2 separate regions of the Homo sapiens genome follow, and region 1 is linked to region 2. Evidence: chromatin loops called from intact Hi-C (ENCODE). Cell type or tissue: PC-9. All regions are shown on one strand. Links, peaks and the distances in the headings refer to the core of each region. The heading gives the core; the rest is flanking DNA.

The links. Peaks named below come from ENCODE experiments on the same cell type or tissue, not always from the same donor. Only the 100,000 strongest peaks of a DNase experiment are listed, where the experiment ranks them.
Region 1: it touches region 2 in a loop (6-fold over the local background); 14 of 110 quality-filtered maps call a loop at or near these places.

The regions. Positions count from the first base shown.
Region 1 is chr1:40,947,782-40,950,691 of GRCh38, forward strand. No RefSeq gene overlaps it. Among named protein-coding and RNA genes, the nearest start is that of CTPS1, 30 kb to the right of the region's middle. In PC-9, for the core only: CTCF peaks have their summits at 1,320 (motif pointing left) and 1,522 (motif pointing left); a DNase peak (open chromatin) is centred at 1,230; H3K27ac peaks cover 472 bases.
Region 2 is chr1:40,590,651-40,593,560 of GRCh38, forward strand. No RefSeq gene overlaps it. Among named protein-coding and RNA genes, the nearest start is that of ZNF684, 60 kb to the left of the region's middle. In PC-9, for the core only: a CTCF peak has its summit at 1,726 (motif pointing right); a DNase peak (open chromatin) is centred at 1,681.

The DNA.
Region 1 (2,910 bases), core at 240-2,739, 360 kb after region 2:
TAAGACCAGCCTGGCCAACATGGCAAAACCCCGTCTCTATTAAAAATACAAAAATTAGCTGCGCATGGTGGCACGTGCCTGTAATCCCAGCTAGTCGGGAGGCTGAGGCATGAGAATGGCTTGAACCAGGGAGACGGAGGTTGCAGTGAGCCGAGATCACGTCATTGGAGTCCAGCCTGGGAGACAAGAGTGAAACTCCGTCTCAAAAAATAAAAAAATAAAAAAGAAAGACAATAATCTCTCTAGCTCTTTCCACATATATTTGATTATAAAAACACATACACATATGTAGCTATATGATTATAATATCTATTATGTATACCTGGAAATTAACATACTAAAGTGTTAACAGTGAGACAGATTGAAGGCAAAGATTGAAATTCATTTTATTTCTCTATCACTGAAATTTTTTTCATTGAGCACATTACTACTTTTGTAACAATGTTAAAAATCATCTTTATTAAAAATTATTTTAAGGTCAAGGCAGATGGATCACTTGAGGTCAGGAGTTTGAGACCAGTCTGGCCAACATGGTGAAACCCCATTTCTACTAAAAATACAAAAATTAGCTAGGCATGGTTGCGCACACCTGTAATCCCAGCTACTCGGGAGGCTGAAGCAGAATTGCTTGAACCCGGGAGGCAGAAGTTGCAGTGGACCGAGCTCCCACCACTGCACTCCAGCCTGGGCAGTAGAGCAAGTCTTCGTGTCAAAAAAAAAAAAAAAATTATTTTAACTGATGTTATGGTTACTAAAAGTCGGCCTGGAAGGACAGATGACTCCCAGACTGCTAACAAATAGGGTTTTCTCCCGGACAGCGTTTCCCTCCCCCGGCTATTAGAGGTTTCCCACCAAGACTCCTGGCTTCCTTTTCAGAGCCAAGAGAGCCAAAGGGGCCCTTGTGTTGCCCAGGGCTCACTGGGGCATAGTAAACATGCCCTAAATACAGTGCAGTCCCACCCTTAACAGTAAAGCTACCCTATCCAGCAGCCCTTTCGCAGAGTGCGGGAATAGCAGCCTCCCCTTCCCACCCCATACTGTGAGCTTCCCTAGGGCAGACACCAGGGCTAACTGTTGTCTGTATTCCTAGCAGCCAGCACAGATAATATTACTCGAACTAATTTATTAACACAAACACAGACTAACACAACTCGCCCACCAGGCAGATGGCGAAGCCTGGCTATAAAACTGGCACAAGGAAGAGAGAAAATTGATTAGCAATGAGTCATGAATGGCAGGAAAGCATGAAGGAGAAAAGGCAGATACACGAAGTCTGTCTACCAGCTGGTCCTTTTTTAAAAAGGGAGGAGGCAGACAGTGCCCCCTACAGGGCTAATGGAAATGGCATCTGCCCTTTTTAGGAAGAAGGGCAGAGGTAGGTAGGGTTGGAGGGGTGGGGAGGTGGGTGCGGGCTATGCTGTATTCTATCCTGCAATGCCAGTGAGTGAGACTGTAGATCATGTTGCCACTAATGACATCTGGTGGAAACGGCATTTGTGGTGGAGATAACTTAATAACATAGCATGTGCGGCACTGTGCTACAGCCCACAAGAAATGGAAAGAATGGCAAGAAGTACTTGTTTGTCCCTGTGTCCCCAGCACCAGGGGCCTGGCACAGAGCAGGGGCTCACTAGAAGCTTGAGAAGGAAGGAAGCCAGGGAGTGAGGTAAGGAGGGAGGGCAAAGGGAGGAGATAGGGAAAATGACGCAAGGACCAAGGAGCTCTTTCCTTTAATTTATTTTATTTTATTTTTTCTTTTCTTTTCTTTTCTTTTCTTTTTTTTTTTTGAGACAGGGTATTGCTCTGTCACCTAGGCTGGAGTGTACCAGTGCAATCACGGCTCATAGCAGCCTCTACCTCCTGGGTTCAAGCTATCCTCCTGCCCCAGCCTCCCAAGTAGCTAGAACTACAGGTGTGTGCTGCCACACCCAGCTAATTTTTAAAAAATATTTTGTAGAACCATGGAATACTATGCAGCCATAAAAAAGAATGAGATCAGCTGGGCATGGTGGCTCATGTCTGCACTTACTCCCAGCACTTTGGGAGGCCGAGGCAGGCGAATCATGAGATCAGGAGTTCAAGACCAGCCTACCCAATATGGTGAAACCCCGTCACTACTAAAAATACAAACAATTAGCTGGGCGTAGTGGTGGGCACCTGTAATCCCAGCTACTCGGGAGGCTGAGGCAGGAGAATCACTTGAACCTGGGAGGCAGAGGTTGCAGTGAGCTGAGATCGCGCCACTGCACTCCAGCCTGGGCGACAAAGTGAGACTGCATCTCAAAAAAAAAAAAAAAAAAAAAGAGAGATCATGTCCTTTGCAGGGACATGGATGGAGCTCAAAGCCATTATCCTCAGCAAACTAATGCAGAAACAGCAAACCAAATACTGCATGTTCTCACTTACAAGTGGGAACTGCATTATGTTAACACATGGACACATATGGGGGGGCAACAACACACACTAGGACCTGTCGGAGGGTGGGAGGTGGGAGAAGGGAGAGCATCAGGAAGAAAAGCTAATGGATGCTGGACTTAATACCTGAGTGATGGGATGATCTGTGCAGGAAACCACCATGGCACACGTTTACCTATGTAACAAACCTGCACATGCTGCACCTGTATCCCTGAACTTAAAATAAATGTTGGAAATTTAAAAAAAAAAGAAAAGAAAAGAAAAAAATCTTTTGTAGAAACAGGGTCTCACTATGTTGCTCAGGCTGGTCTTCAACTCCTGAGCTCAAGCAATCCTCTCGTCTTGGTCTCCCAAAGTGCTGGAATTACAGGCGTGAGCCACTGTGCCTGGCTGAGGAAGGTCTTTTCTAGTTTTATGACATGAGGGGATCCTTTGAGGGGGTTCCTGGAAGGCTGCCTCGACTTCACTGCCCCTCCTTGGGCTTCCACGTTCTTA
Region 2 (2,910 bases), core at 164-2,663:
AGCCAGATGTGGTGGGTGTCTGTAATCCCAGCTACTCGGGAGGCTGCGGCAGGAGAATTGCTTGAACCCGGGAGGCAGAGGTTGCAGTGAGCCGATATCGTGCCACGGCATTCTAGCCTGGGTGACAGAGGGAGACTCCACCTCAAAAAAGAAAAAAAAGCACTCAATCAGTCGTTGTTAGCAATTATGACAATTTTCTCCCCCTTTCTGTAAACCAGCTGCAGCTTACCCCACTCTTTTCATAACTTTGCCTCATATTTTATTGAGAGAATAAGAAAACCACAAAGGAAAGCCAGGAAGCTCCCTTCTTCCTCCCACCACATCTACCTCTGTGCCTGCATCTGTACTAATATTGTTTCTTTCCTCTGCCCATTAAAAATGTCCTTGCAGGCCAGGTGCGGTGGCTCACACCTGTAATCCCAGCACTTTGGGAGGTCGAGGTGGGCAGATCACTTGAGGTCAGGAGTTCGAGACCAGCCTGGCCAACATGGGGAAACCCCATCTCTACTAAAAATACAAAAATTAGCCGGGTATGGTGGCATGTGTCTGTATTCCCAGTTACTTGGGAGGCTGAGGCAGGAGAATTGCTTGAACCCGGGAGGCGGAGGTTTCAGTGAGCCAAGATTGCACCACTGCACTCCAGCCTGGGCGACACAGCGAGACTCCGTCTCAGAAAAAAAAAAAAAATAATAAGTCCTTGCTGACTCAATCTGTGCTCAGGATCCCACCCTGTTTACCTTGAAGGATTTCCTCAACTTCACCTTCTTTCCAGTATTGTTGATATCCCCCTCTGACAGCATGCAGACACCTTTTAAAACAAGAGGGAAAAACCGAACCCTTCCTCAACCCTGTACCCCTGGACAGCCTTTGAAAGATGGGATGGGGCCGGGCATGGTGGCTCACGTCTATAATCCCAGCACTTTGGGAGGCCTAGGAGGGCGGATCACGAGGTCAGGAGATCGAGACCATCCTGGCTAACACGGTGAAACCCCATCTCTACTAAAAATACAAAAAATTAGCCGGGTGTGGTGGTGGGCACCTGTAGTCCCAGCTGCTCGGGAGGCTGAGGCAGGAGAATGGTGTGAACCCGGGAGGCAGAGCTTGCAGTAAGCCGAGATCGCACCACTGCACTCCAGCCTGGGCGACAGAGTGAGACTGTCACAAAAAAAAAAAAAAAAAAAAGAAAGAAAGATGGGATGGGAGAGCAGAAGAGGGTCTCCACGTTTCCCTCATGGGGCTGGCTACTAAAAGGAATATTATCTGATAAATGATGGCAAGTCCCAAACATAGCCCCTACCTTATAGCAAGCACATAAATATTAGCCATTCTTCTCGTCGCTGTTGCTATTATTATTTTAAGTGTTCATTTCAGTGCTTGCTGCCACAGAGTGGAATCTCTTACAAAGATATTTTAGGCACCAATTAGGGTTCCAAATTTAAGAGACAATTCACAGAACTCACTTGAAGTAAGGAAAGGATTGCGAATATTGCCTGTTCCCACTTGATCAGCCAGACGCTGTCTTCCTCTGCCTGCCAGCTGGCAAGTTTTAATTTGCTTGCTCTTTTAGTTTTTTTTTTTTTTCATTAATATGTCTGCATATAAAAGTGAGGCAGGAGACTGGCAGGACTTGTTTTCTGGTCACAACCCTGATGAGCAAAACAGGATCTGGCCGACAGGATAAAGTGAAGAAACCACTGAAACCAGCAGATGGAGACAAAAGCCATCCCTAGCTGTCCTCGTTACTCATTAGCATAAGACATTCCCACCAGTGCCACGACAGTTTACAAATGCTATGGCAATGACCCAAAAGTTAGTACCTGTTTCCTAGAAAGTTCTAAATAACGCACCCCTCAATTTGCATTAACCCACCCCTGAATTTGTGTGTAATTGAAAGTAGGTATAAGTAGGTATAAACAGAATTGCCAAAAGTCCATAGGTTGCTGGTTCTGGGTGCACTGCTTGTGAGTTAGCCTTGCTCCTTGTGATGGTTACTAATAAGTGTCAGCTTGATTGGATTGAAGGATGCAAAGTATTGTTTCTGGGTGTTTCTAGTGTTGCAGAAGAGATTAACATTTGAATCAGTGGACTGGGAGAGGAAGACCCACCCTCAGGAAGACCCACCCACATTGTGAGTCTTGGCACCATCCAATTGGCTGCCAGTGAGGCTAGAAAAGAGCAGGCAGAAGAAGATGGAAGAAGCTGACTTGCTGAGTCTTCTGGCCTTCATCTTTCTCCCATGCTGGATGCTTCCTGCCCTCGAACATCAGACTCCAAGTTCTTCAGCTTTTGGACTCTTGGACTTACACCAGTGGTTTGCCAGGGACATTTAGGCCTTCAGCCACAGACTGAAGGCTGCACTCTCGGCTTCCCTAATTTTGAGGTTTTGGGACTTGGACTGAGCCACTAGTGGCTTCCTTGCTCCTCAACTTGCAGATGGTCTATTGTGGGACTTCATTTTGTGGGACTTCACTTTGTGATCGTGTGAGGCAATTGTCCTTAATAAAGTCCCTTTCATATATACATCTACGCTATTAGTTCTGTCCCTCTAGAGAACTCTGACTAATACACTCCTTGAGGAGCAGAACCGTTCAATAAACGATTGCTGTGTAACACCACTGGCTGGCCCTTGAATTCTTTCCTAGGCAAAGCCAAGAACTCACCTGGGCTAAGTCCCAATTTTGGGGCCCCTCTGTCCTGCACAAAAGGGCCACATGTTTCAAACATTTCAAAAACACATTATTCTTCAGTTGTTTTAGAATGTGTGGTGTGGTCAAAGACAGGCAGTTATCAGAAAATATTTTCTCATTTTATATCTCTTTTATTTCCCTGGTTCATAATGTAAAAGTGAATACTTAAAAAAAGATACGTAGCCCTGTAACTCCTACCCCTTACCAAAAATAGCCCAGCCTC